2 separate regions of the Homo sapiens genome follow, and region 1 is linked to region 2. The links are chromatin contacts, found by Hi-C or POLR2A ChIA-PET in ENCODE. All regions are on one chromosome and are shown on one strand. Each heading gives the region's core, a stretch centred on a gene start or an enhancer-like site at or near the end of the contact. The rest is flanking DNA. Distances are from core to core; before and after follow the strand shown. Region 1 has its middle 270 kb from the start of LINC01375. Region 2 holds the start of LOC105378426 (a long non-coding RNA gene).

Region 1 (5,070 bases), core at 790-3,289, 47 kb after region 2:
TAAGCTTCTCTCAGTGGAGCAGACAAGAAAGGAAACCTTTTTAATAATGTATTTAAACACTCAATGGGGTCATACTGTGGCATATGTGTGATACAGTAACAGAAAGCTGCTTTATTTTGGGGCGGCTGCTCACTTGGAATTGTTTTCTTTAATTTACATTGGAAGTTGAGTTCTGTGGTGCGGTTTATTTTGATAATTTAGAAAATCAACACATTTTGCCAATATTTTGTGCTATCCCAATTTTTTTATTTTAATTAGGTTTGCTCTACTCAAATTTTGTCATCACATTATTATCTTTAGCTTTAAATAACAATGTATCCTTGTAGTCTTAAAAATATTATTCAAATGTTTTCTAGGAAAATCAAATTATCATTGAAAGTTAATATATCCTTAGCTCTTAGCTCTTTTTCCGCAATGAAACTATTATTTTTACAATGTAATTTGTAATAAATGTGATACTATCTACGTGACATCTATCAACAACAATTAGAACAGAGAATATTACTGCTTATTTTAAACCTGGTCAGGACTTTGTCCCTGACTACCTTTCCCCTCTTTCCCTTCTTGCTACCCTGGCGGAGTACCTCATTCTCAGATAAAAGTTTCACTATCAAATCATTGGCTTCTGTACAAGTCTTTTGAGGGGAACATTTTGGGTGGATTGCCATTATTTATCCAAATGTTACTTTACTTGTATGAGTCCATTCTCACACTGCTATACTATAAATAACTGCTCAAGACTGGGTAATTTACAAAGAAAAGAGGTTTAACTGACTCACAGTTCCACATGGCTTGGGAGGCCTCAGGAAGCTTATAGTCATGGCTGAAGGGGAGGCAGACACATCTTACATGGTGGCAGGTGAGAGAGCACATGAGGGAGGAACTGTCAAACACTTATAAAACCATCAGATCTCATGAGAACTCACTCACTATCATGAGAACAGCCTGGAGGAAACTGTCCCCATGATCCAATCACCTCCCACCAGGACCCACCCTTGACACATGGGGATTATGGAGATTACAATTCGAGATGAGATTTGGGTGGGGACACAGAACCAAACCATATCATTACTCAACTGCAAAATAACTAAGGTCTATTTTACAAGGGATTGTGCAAGCAGAAAAACATTTCTATGATACTATTAGCAAGTGAGACCTCCTTTGCTTAAAAGTGCTTCTTAATGTCCAAGCAGGGAGCAAGCCTGAGAAGATGGGCCTTAGAATAGGTTGATTTTTGCTGGAACCAGAAAGAAGTAGAGAATGCAAGTTCCCAGACATCAGTTTGTAAGAGTGGCTGGGATAAAGGGAGTGGCAGTTTATAAGAGTAGCAGTTTGTAAGAGTGGCAGGAGTGATGGGGAGATGGGTAAAGGGTAAATAAATCAAAATTAATTTGTTTACTAGTTTTGATTTGGCTTTTTCCAAAACTTGAGTTTGTCTACAGTAGCATTTAGTGTCTTTTAAAATCATTAACTAAAATTAATTAAGAAAATCAATTGTGTCAGGTGTGGATTTTTTTTAATGGAATTAAACTAAATAATATTCACTCTCTTTGCAACTCCTGACACATCTTTCCTGATTATTATTATTATTTTCAAAGACTATTTTTAAAGCAGTTTTAGGTTCACAGCAAAATAGAGAATATACAGAGATTTCCCATGTAGTCTCTGCCCCCACACATGCATAACCTCCTTCATTATCAACATACCCCACCAGAGTGATACATTTGTTATTGGTGATGAACCTAAAGCAATATAATATAATCACCCAATGCCCATAATTTACATTAGAGTGCACTTTTGGTGTTACACATTCTATGGTATTGGACAAATGTGCAATGACCCATATCCATTATTAAAATATACAGAGTATTTTCACTGCCCTAAAGATCCTCTATGCTCTGCCACTTCATTCTTCCACCACCCCAACGTCTGTTTTTTTCATAAAACTTTGAGTTAATTTAGATTTGTAGTACATAGCTGTAATCTATGTAGATCAGATTACAATCTGTAGAAAGCTGGGAGACATGTTCTGTCTCACCCATCACTGATCTCATCCTTATGGAATGCGATTTTAGCCCTGGTGAAATCCAGCTGGGATCATAGAAAAACACATTTCCCTGATGCTTTCAACTCACTCTCTGTTCCTGGATAGTATTTATTTATTTCTGTTCTTTACAATCAGACGTAGTACAGAGAACAGCTAATAGGATAAACACAACGTTTCTTTTCTGCTCTATACTGATTCCAATGAAAATTGAATTCCCGATTCTCTGACAAAAAATATTTCATAGGAATTTTGACCCTGAATCTCATGTATTATATGCTTTTAAACTAAGCTATATGCATATATATTGTTCAAATTAGCAGAATCTTCAGGCATTTTCCTTTTTTCTGTTATGTCATATTCTTATAACCAGGAACCTCAGTTTAAAAAATATTTTTTAATTATCCACATTATTTTTCTTCGTTTCCTCCCCTCTCACCTCTTCATTCCTTCCCTCTCTAAACACTCCCCTCTGGCAATGCATACTTACCTGACTATACTCTTGCCTAAGAAATCCCAGAGGCTAATCTTGCAACAACCTAGGCACGGAAACCCTGTTGTGGAATCCGCCTACTTTGGGAAAGTTGTGAACAATGAGTCCACCACCAACAGGCCAAAGTCAAGATAATGCCGACCAGACTTCCTGATGGGTGATTGCCCAAGATAACCATCAGAATGAAGACACGTAGACCCTGCACCCTGCACAACTCCTCATGTCTCCCATGCCAAGTTTCCCTTTAAAAACCCTATGGTAAATTTTAAAATTTAAGACAGTACTTTAAAATGTCAAATTACCATCTTCTTGGTTTGCTGTCTCTCCAATTAAACCCACTTTTCTGCCCACCAGCCCTTGCCTGTCATGTTTGGCTTTCAAGTGGCAAACAGCCAAACCTGGGTCCAGTTACATTCTGGTAATATAAAATTGCTCTATTTGCAGAATTATTACTTCAAAAAATGCTTATTTATATTGCTCAGGAATTTGAATTAAAATATCTCTTTATTAAAGCACCATCAATAATGAATTTTCATCTGAAGGCAAGATTTCAGTGAACAGAATAATATAAATATTTAGTTTCTTTTTTGACATTTTGTTACTTTCAGTTTTATGATTTCTTTTGCATTTCAGTGCTTGACAAGTACAGCATTCTAATATACCTTTAGAATAATAAATTCAGTGACACATATCTCAAATAGTAGAGACATGATTGAAAAGTCATGGAACTAGTTGGCAGATAAGTTATTTCAAGTTTTGTTCCTGTTACGTATAAGCTATGTGATCATTGGAGGGTTACTTAAACTCTCAGATCCTCACTTATTTTGCTAAAAAAACACCAATAATAGTTATCTATGTAGAGTTATTGTTAGAATTAGGGATAATGTGTATAATGTAGTAATGAGCTTGACATATTTAGATATTGACTAAAAGGAAGCATTTACATGAAATCCTTGGACAATGCATTAGGCAACCTGTGAGAGGAGTCCCAATGATCCTTGCTTCCTAGTGTTCCTGGCCTTAGGCAATCTCTTCTTCTTTGGGGTGGCTGGAATTATTGCCTTGCTTCTAATGAATAGAATATGGAAGAGTGTGCTCCCCCTCACAGCTCTGGCGTCACTTGCCTTGGGGGAAGCCAGCTGCCATATTGTAGGGCAGTCCTATGGAGTAGCCCATGGGGTGAGTGACCAAGGCCTGTCAACAGCCATGTGAATGAGCTTGTACACAAATTAACTGACCTCAGTCATCTCATCCACATGAGACTGCAGCTCTGCCTAACATCTTGACTATAGCTCATGAAAGAGCTTGAGTCAGAAACACCCAACTAAGTGGTGCCCAGATTCCTGACTGACAGAAAATGTGAGATAATTAGTGTCTGTCATTTTAAACTGCGAAATTTTGAGGATTTGTTACATGACAATAGATGGCAAATATGTCATAAAAAGCATTGCAACTAAATTTTAGGAAAAAATCATTTGGTAAATTTTTATGTAATTCATCATAAAACTATATCTGATGTGTGTTGGTATGGGAAGAGGTGGAGCGGGGATTATGAGGCAGTTTTATGAGACAGACTTTAGGCTGTGTCTGTTTATCTGACAGTAGCCATGAGTCTCAAAAATGTGTCTATGAAACAGTAGCCTGCTTTTCTAAATGCTCCAAGAAACACGAGCATTGTGGTCGCCTATGTTTGGGAAACACTAATACATTTTTTGAATCTTGGAAAATCACAATGAACATAGTATGTTACAGGCTCTAGAAATCTCAGAGCTGCTAAAATTTCTAATAAGTTAACGCTTTGCTATGGACTGAATGTGTCCCCAAAATGCATGTGTTGGAAACTTAATTCCCAATGCAACTACAGTGTTCACAGGTGGGCCTTTTGGGAAGTGTTTAGTTCATGTGTGGATTAAGTCTGCTATGAAAAGGGCTTATGACCATGAAATTGCTCTTTTACCCTTCTTCATTCTGCTTCATTCACACAGCTGGAAGGCCTTCACCAGATGCCGGCACCTTGATCTTTGATTTCTCATCCTCCAGAACTGTGAGAAATACATTTCTCTTCTTCATAAATCATCCAGTCTCAGATATTGTGTTATAGTAGCACAAAATGGACTAAGACAAACTTTAATGTTAAGCATCCAACAATGCACTCTGGCAAATTGTGGGTTACTTCTACCAAAAAGTGTGAAATCCTGGCCTGTTCCTCACTGCAGCCTGAACTTAGCTTATAAGCAGATATTTGCAATCTATTTAAACTTGCCTCAGCCCCAGGCCTTAGGGGTTCAACCTTTCCCCAGAGCAAATGTTTTTTTTTTATGAAATAACAAGAACTCAGTGTTATAATCAACAGATGGTAATAGCTGAGCAAGTTCTAATCTCATAACACTGAAGAAATTGTTCCCAGTCTCATTCTGTCATTCCCATTTCATCATTTTCTTCTGATTTGTTGAGTTATTGCTTAATCTCAATAATTTACTTATTTTTCAGAAGGATTTGTTAACAATACCTTCTCCCCCCTCGGAGCACTCAA
Region 2 (5,897 bases), core at 2,875-5,374:
ACTTTTACCATGACACATTGATATGGTTTGGCTGTGTCTCATGCAAATCTCATCTTGAATTCCCACGTGTTGTGGGAGGGACCCAGTTGGAGGTAATTGAATCATGGGGGGCAGGTCTTTCCTGTGCTGTTCTTGTGATAGTGAATAAGTCTCATGAGAGCTGACGATTATATAAAGGGAATTTCCCTGCACAAGCTCTCTTCTCTTGTCTGCTGCCATGTGAGACATACCTTTCACCTTCCACCATGATTGTGAGGCCTCCCCAGCCATGTGGAACTGTAAGTCCAATAAACCTCTTTCTTTTGTAAATTGCCCACTCTCAGATATGTCTTTATCAGCAGCTTGAAAACAGACTAATACACATATTATGTAACATCAGACAGAGAAAGGACCTTAAAAGTCGTTTAAAACAACCCCCTCAGAGTATGTGGAAACTCAGCCATAAACAAGTCAAACAGTATATATCCAACAAAACTAGATTGAGATACCCCACCCCATCCTGCAAGTGGTGGACAGGCTCAGGGCTTGGACTCAATGACCAAGTTGCAGACCCAGTTCTATGGTTCCTATTTGTGTGCCTATGGGAAACAGATTTTTCTCTCTTCCATTCACAGATGTTGAATAAAATACCCCCCCTCTTTTTTTTTTTGCTGTTCAGATTAGGCAAAATAATGCATGTACACCTGATTTTTAAGCCATTATGTATTATATAGATGCAAAAAATTATGATAATTTTACCTACACCAGGCTGCCTCTTTTTACCTTTGCCCTGCCTTTTACATTTTCTTTGCCTTTAAATTCTTCATCTCTCCATCTGGACTGAACCAGTAGTTTTGCAGATCTTTCTCCACACTTTACCACACTCAGAAGGTATAATAAGAATAAGTTGAGGGAGTCTGAAAAGGATTAGACCATGTAGTCAAGAGCTACGTGAGCCTCTGTGGGAGAGAGAACTCTCAATTTTTATTCCTCACCACATTCTTCTTCTTCTTTCCAATAAACTAATAATTTTTATAACAGTGGAGTTCAGGGCTTGCAACAAGGGTTCAGAACAACAGGGTTAATCAGTTATTTGTGTGTATGTGGGCGCATCCCGTGTCACATGTGGGAGTGATAATTGAGTATCTCCCAATTCAGAGATTATTTTGCTCTCTAGGTGTGTTGGTTGTGACACCTACACAAAATGAGTAAGATTAGTAGTATCCCATACAGATTGGAATTACAGACTTTTGACTCAGAACATCCTGGTTGGAGTGAAGGCTCCGAGAATTATCAGTTTTGTGATCATTGGCAAATTATTTATTCTCTCCCAGGCAAGGTTTCCTCATTTTGATAATGGACATACTATTGTAACTAACCTTGTTGGGTTGCTGTGAGAATGATGTAATTATGGATGCACGTATAGAGATATCATGGTGGTATTAAAACACATCTACAAATTCTCTAACACAGTTCCCATGAAGACATGGAGTGGACATCCCTTCCCTTCACAATTTGCCCTGACCTTTTGACTGCCTGGGTGAACAGAATGTGTCAAAGTGACACTGCATGGCTTTTGAGTCTAGGATCTAAAAGCCCACCCAGCTTATGCTTATTTCTCGTGGAAACACACTTTGAGAATCTTCAGCTGGCAAGTAAGCAATACAGTAACTCAAATTACCTTTTATAGAGATGGAGTGGGGGGAGAGAGAGAGAGGGAGAGAGAGAGAGAGAGAGAAAGAAAGAGAGAGAGAGAGAGAGATGTCTGAGTTCCAGTTGGTCCAGCTGCCAGCCTCCAAATTTTGAGTCTTCTTTTCCAGGTACCATTTGAGTAAAGAAACCCTGAAGAAGATTCCAGCCCTAGCCATTGTCTGCCTGCAACTGTGTAAGAGATCCCAAGCATGAACTACCTAACTGAGCCCTGTCAACCCTCAGAATCTTGAGAAATAATAATAATAATTTATTATTATTTTATCCACCATTTTTGTTCGTAGAGGACCAGACAATCAGAACAGAGCTTAACACCTAAGGTATTATTTTAAGTATTTCATATATTTAACTCATTTGCTCCTCACAACTCTGTTACTTTTTCCATTGCACAGTTTGGATAGTTGATGTACAGAGAAGTTAAATGTATCACCTGGCCTTTTCTCCATGCAACAAATAACTCCCAGATCTAGCAATGTAAAATAATAATTCTGTTAATCTGGGCCTGGTTTGGCTGATCTTGGTTGGTGCCACTTATGTGTCTGCAATTAGCAATTGGCTTACTGGGGCCTGGGGAGTCTGCAACGGCCTCATTCACATTCCTGGTCATTGACTCCTCATCTGGGAGGGGGTGAGTGGGCCATGTGATCTTTAATTCCCTTGCAGATTAATCTGGCCTTGTCCTCATGGTGGTGGCAGCATTCCAGGAGAACAAGTGAAGCATTTCAGGGCTCCTGAGGCCTAACCTTGGGGGTGGATCACTTTTGGTTCTGCCATAGTTTGTTCATCACACCAGGTCAAAAAGCCAGCCCAGATTCATGGCATGAGGAAATAAAATCTGTCTCTCAATAGCAAATCACATTGCAAAAGGCAGGGTTATAATGAAGGAGATTCTTGGGGCCATTTTGCAACAATAGGCCACGTTAGGTAACTTGCCCATTGTCACGCAGGTCACAGACAGCAGAGCCAGGATCTGAACCCAGGTACCAGGGCTCCAGAAGGCATACTCTTAACCACCTCACTACATTGCCTCTGAGTACATGAGAGCTATTGTTAGGTCTTGGTGAAATCCACCTCAAAACATAAGCTGGCTCCTATATCAAATGAGAGACCCAAGGTTTTCATAATATGTCACAGCAGATAGCTTGAATCTCTGCTTAACCACTTACCAGATGTTATTCTTGGGTAAATTACTCAAACTCTTTGAATCTCATTTTCCTCACATGAAAAATGATAGTTTTGGTAAGAATTATACTAGACAATAAGGTACAGTCATTTCTGCTAGAACACAGCATATGCCTTCCTAAAAATCACCATGCTATGCAAAATCACACAAGAAACCACAGGCTCATGAGAAAAGTGGGATTAGAGGCACAACACTAAAACATCAGTGACACATGCAAAGAGATGATAGGACTTTAATGAAATGGTGGTGCTGTTTTATGTGTGTTAAATGGTTAGGAAATACATACATAGTACAATAAATACGGCCCTTTACTTTAAAAAAGATCCAAAGTTTGCTTGTGCAACTGGGTGTCAATAGGGTTCAGCTTGTGAGTTATTGTGGCATGATAGATGCAGCACTATCCGAAATTGGCCAAAAAGTTTTAACACTGGGTGTGGACAATGTGACTCATCACATATGTGGTGAACTGAGGCAGCTGGTAGATGTTCAAAGTGTGTTCCTGCATATATTTTGTGTATTCCTAAGCAGTTTGCTTCATCTGAGTGCCATTTTCTGTATTCGATTGGTGTTTCTTGAGGAAAAAAGTTGTGCATAAGCAAACAAAATTCACATTATGTTCAAGTTGTTCCCTAATATATCATTTCATTCTGGAACAAGTTTCTGTTTTCAAAACAAGTATTATAACAAAATTGCCCATGAGTGGTTAGCATGCATATAGCTCTTATTTCCACTCAATAAATATTAGCTCATTACTCTTAATAATGAGGCCTCATTGACTGTAAAAGAAACACATATTGTATTCAATGGTATTAATGTAGGTGAAGAGAGGATGCATGGGTGTCTGGCAAGGAATATGCAAAAAGTAAGGCCAGTGAGCAAGAATTGTCAGTGTGTTTCCAGCACCGGCCGGCGAATCCAAGTGTCCTGCTTTCTTGGCAAGTAAATCTCAATTTGAAAATGGATGTGTCAGGCCTAATGGCACTGGTGATTAAGGTCATCCAGCTTCCTCCTCCTGCTCCCAGTCTGGGCTCACTCGGCAAACTCCTGATTATGACCTACCCTCTCATGTCATTGCAAGGCTGTGTTCTCCTGCTGACATAAACATTCTGGACCACTTGGCAATTACATTTCTTAGAGTGAATTGCAAAATTGGCACTCTGCTTTGTACATTGGTCTCTTGTAAATTCCCAGGGATTAATCAACTACAAGTACACTGACACTTTGTATTTTCTGGATCTGCAAAGCTAGGGAGCAGATGCTGGAATGCCATGACCTGCAAAATGACTGTGCCCTACCACGCCTGCCAGCTGCCTCCCCAGATGACACATTCACCCGCTCTCGAACTGCAAGTGCTGGCACATAACTGCCTCAGATCTGGACAAATGTACGTGTGGGATGTAAGACAGGTTTTTTCTAAGGTCCCTTCTCTTACAGAATTAGAATCAATTTCTTCCTTCACTAGTAATTTATTTCAATAGCTAGGGTCTGAACTTCAAGCATAGCATCTCTACTTATAACAACTTAGATTTTGGGTAGCTGACTTGACTTTGAATGAATTTGCACCTGCAAATACTGATTTTTCTCTTTCTTTGGTAGGTAAATTACCTTAAAAGTAAAAGACTATGACATTCAGAGGTCTACTCTATTCCCTATTCATCTTGAACCAAGCTTGAACTAACAAAAGCACATATGATTAATGTCATCAAAGAAAGAACTAAAATATAAATAGACCCTTTTATTTTGCTTCATTGCAATAGTGTCAGACATCTAACTCCATGACTAGTTCTGAAATGCACCACTTTTGAAGATGCTAGGTTTGCAATCTTTTTTCTTACCAATTGAGTGAATTTGTAGGTTTTACCTATGGATGAATGTATAGTAGTATAAATAAACTGGATATTTGCAAATGTTTATTGTAGTCTGAAGGCAAAAATAATTATCCATTTCGGCAAGTTGGAACCGTAACCATCACCTGAAATGTTCAAAACCTGTAAAGATCAGTATTATCAATATCTGTCATCTCATAAGAATGCCTTAGTGTTTAAGCTAATTCAATTATAGTTTGCATATTTCTAGAATGAAACACCATCTTTTATGATATAATGTGCTAAGGATATAATAATTGTATGATCTTTGGCCTCCAAGAGTATGAATCTGACTGAAGCAATATTCAAATAAATTAGTCATTCAATCACTAATTCATTTATTTAACAAACTCATGTAGAGAACTTGAGGGCTAGGAATTGTTTTAGACATTGAGATTGCAACCATAAACTTGAGAGACAAGGTCTCTGTTTTGGTGAGAGGAAGTACACAAATAAACAAGATAATTTTAGATAGCCAAGAGAGCAATGAAGAAAATAAAACAGGGTGAATTAATGCAGAATGAGTAGGGAGGATTAATGCAGAATGAGTAGGGAGGATGGTACTTTAGCTGGGATTATTAGGGATGGTTTCTTTGAGTAGAAGACATCTGTGCTGAGATCTGAATATCAGCACATGGCCGCTATGAGGATCTGAAAGACGTAGTCAAGGGCTTCAAGACTGCGATAAGTCACCAGGAGCACTGGCTCACGTCTATAATCCAAGCACTCTGGAAGGCAGAGTGAATGAGACTCAGTTTCAAAAAATAAAAATGAAAAGAAAAAAAAGACCATGATAAGTGACATAATTTGGATATGTGTCCCTGTCCAAATTTCAGGTTGAAATGTAATCCCCAATGATGGAGGTGGGGACTGGTGGGAGCCGATTGGATCATGGGAGCAGACTTCTCAGGAATGATTTAGTACCATCCCCTTGGTACTGTTCTTGTGACAGTGAGTGAGTTCTTATGAGATCTGGTTACCATAGCTCAAAAACAGGCATAGACAATGCATACACAAATGAACGTGGCTTTGTTCCAATTAAACTTTATTAACAGAATCAAATATCCGTCACATTTGGCCTGCTGGCCATGGTTGGGCAAACTCTGGTCTAGATATAACCATTTTCAGCACTTCCAAGTTTCTTCTTTTTCTCCTTTGTT

Evidence for each region. A loop is a pair of places that touch in the nucleus more often than their neighbours do. ChIA-PET counts read pairs that join two places held with the same protein, here RNA polymerase II (POLR2A).
Region 1: a map of mammary epithelial cell shows a loop between it and region 2 (2.0-fold over the local background). The contact joins two enhancer-like sites. A Hi-C loop is called at or near these places in 4 of 168 maps with a recorded cell type or tissue (DLD1, MCF 10A, endothelial cell of hepatic sinusoid and 1 more). POLR2A ChIA-PET finds 5 or more read pairs at or near these places in 2 of 52 experiments (MCF 10A and activated T-cell).

What each region holds. Positions count from the first base shown.
Region 1 is chr10:90,220,517-90,225,586 of GRCh38, forward strand. No RefSeq gene overlaps it. Among named protein-coding and RNA genes, the nearest start is that of LINC01375, 270 kb to the left of the region's middle. Within about 2 kb of position 2,040, at least 3 of the 41 ENCODE cell types and tissues checked have a DNase peak (open chromatin) inside an H3K27ac peak, as active enhancers do; they include mammary epithelial cell, where a contact is called at or near this core.
Region 2 is chr10:90,171,432-90,177,328 of GRCh38, forward strand. It overlaps LOC105378426 (a long non-coding RNA gene), which reads left to right and starts at 377. Exons shown (of 4, transcript XR_946198.3): 1 at 377-1,634; 2 at 1,800-1,864; 3 at 1,974-2,009; 4 at 4,117-4,794. Within about 2 kb of position 4,125, at least 2 of the 41 ENCODE cell types and tissues checked have a DNase peak (open chromatin) inside an H3K27ac peak, as active enhancers do; they include mammary epithelial cell, where a contact is called at or near this core.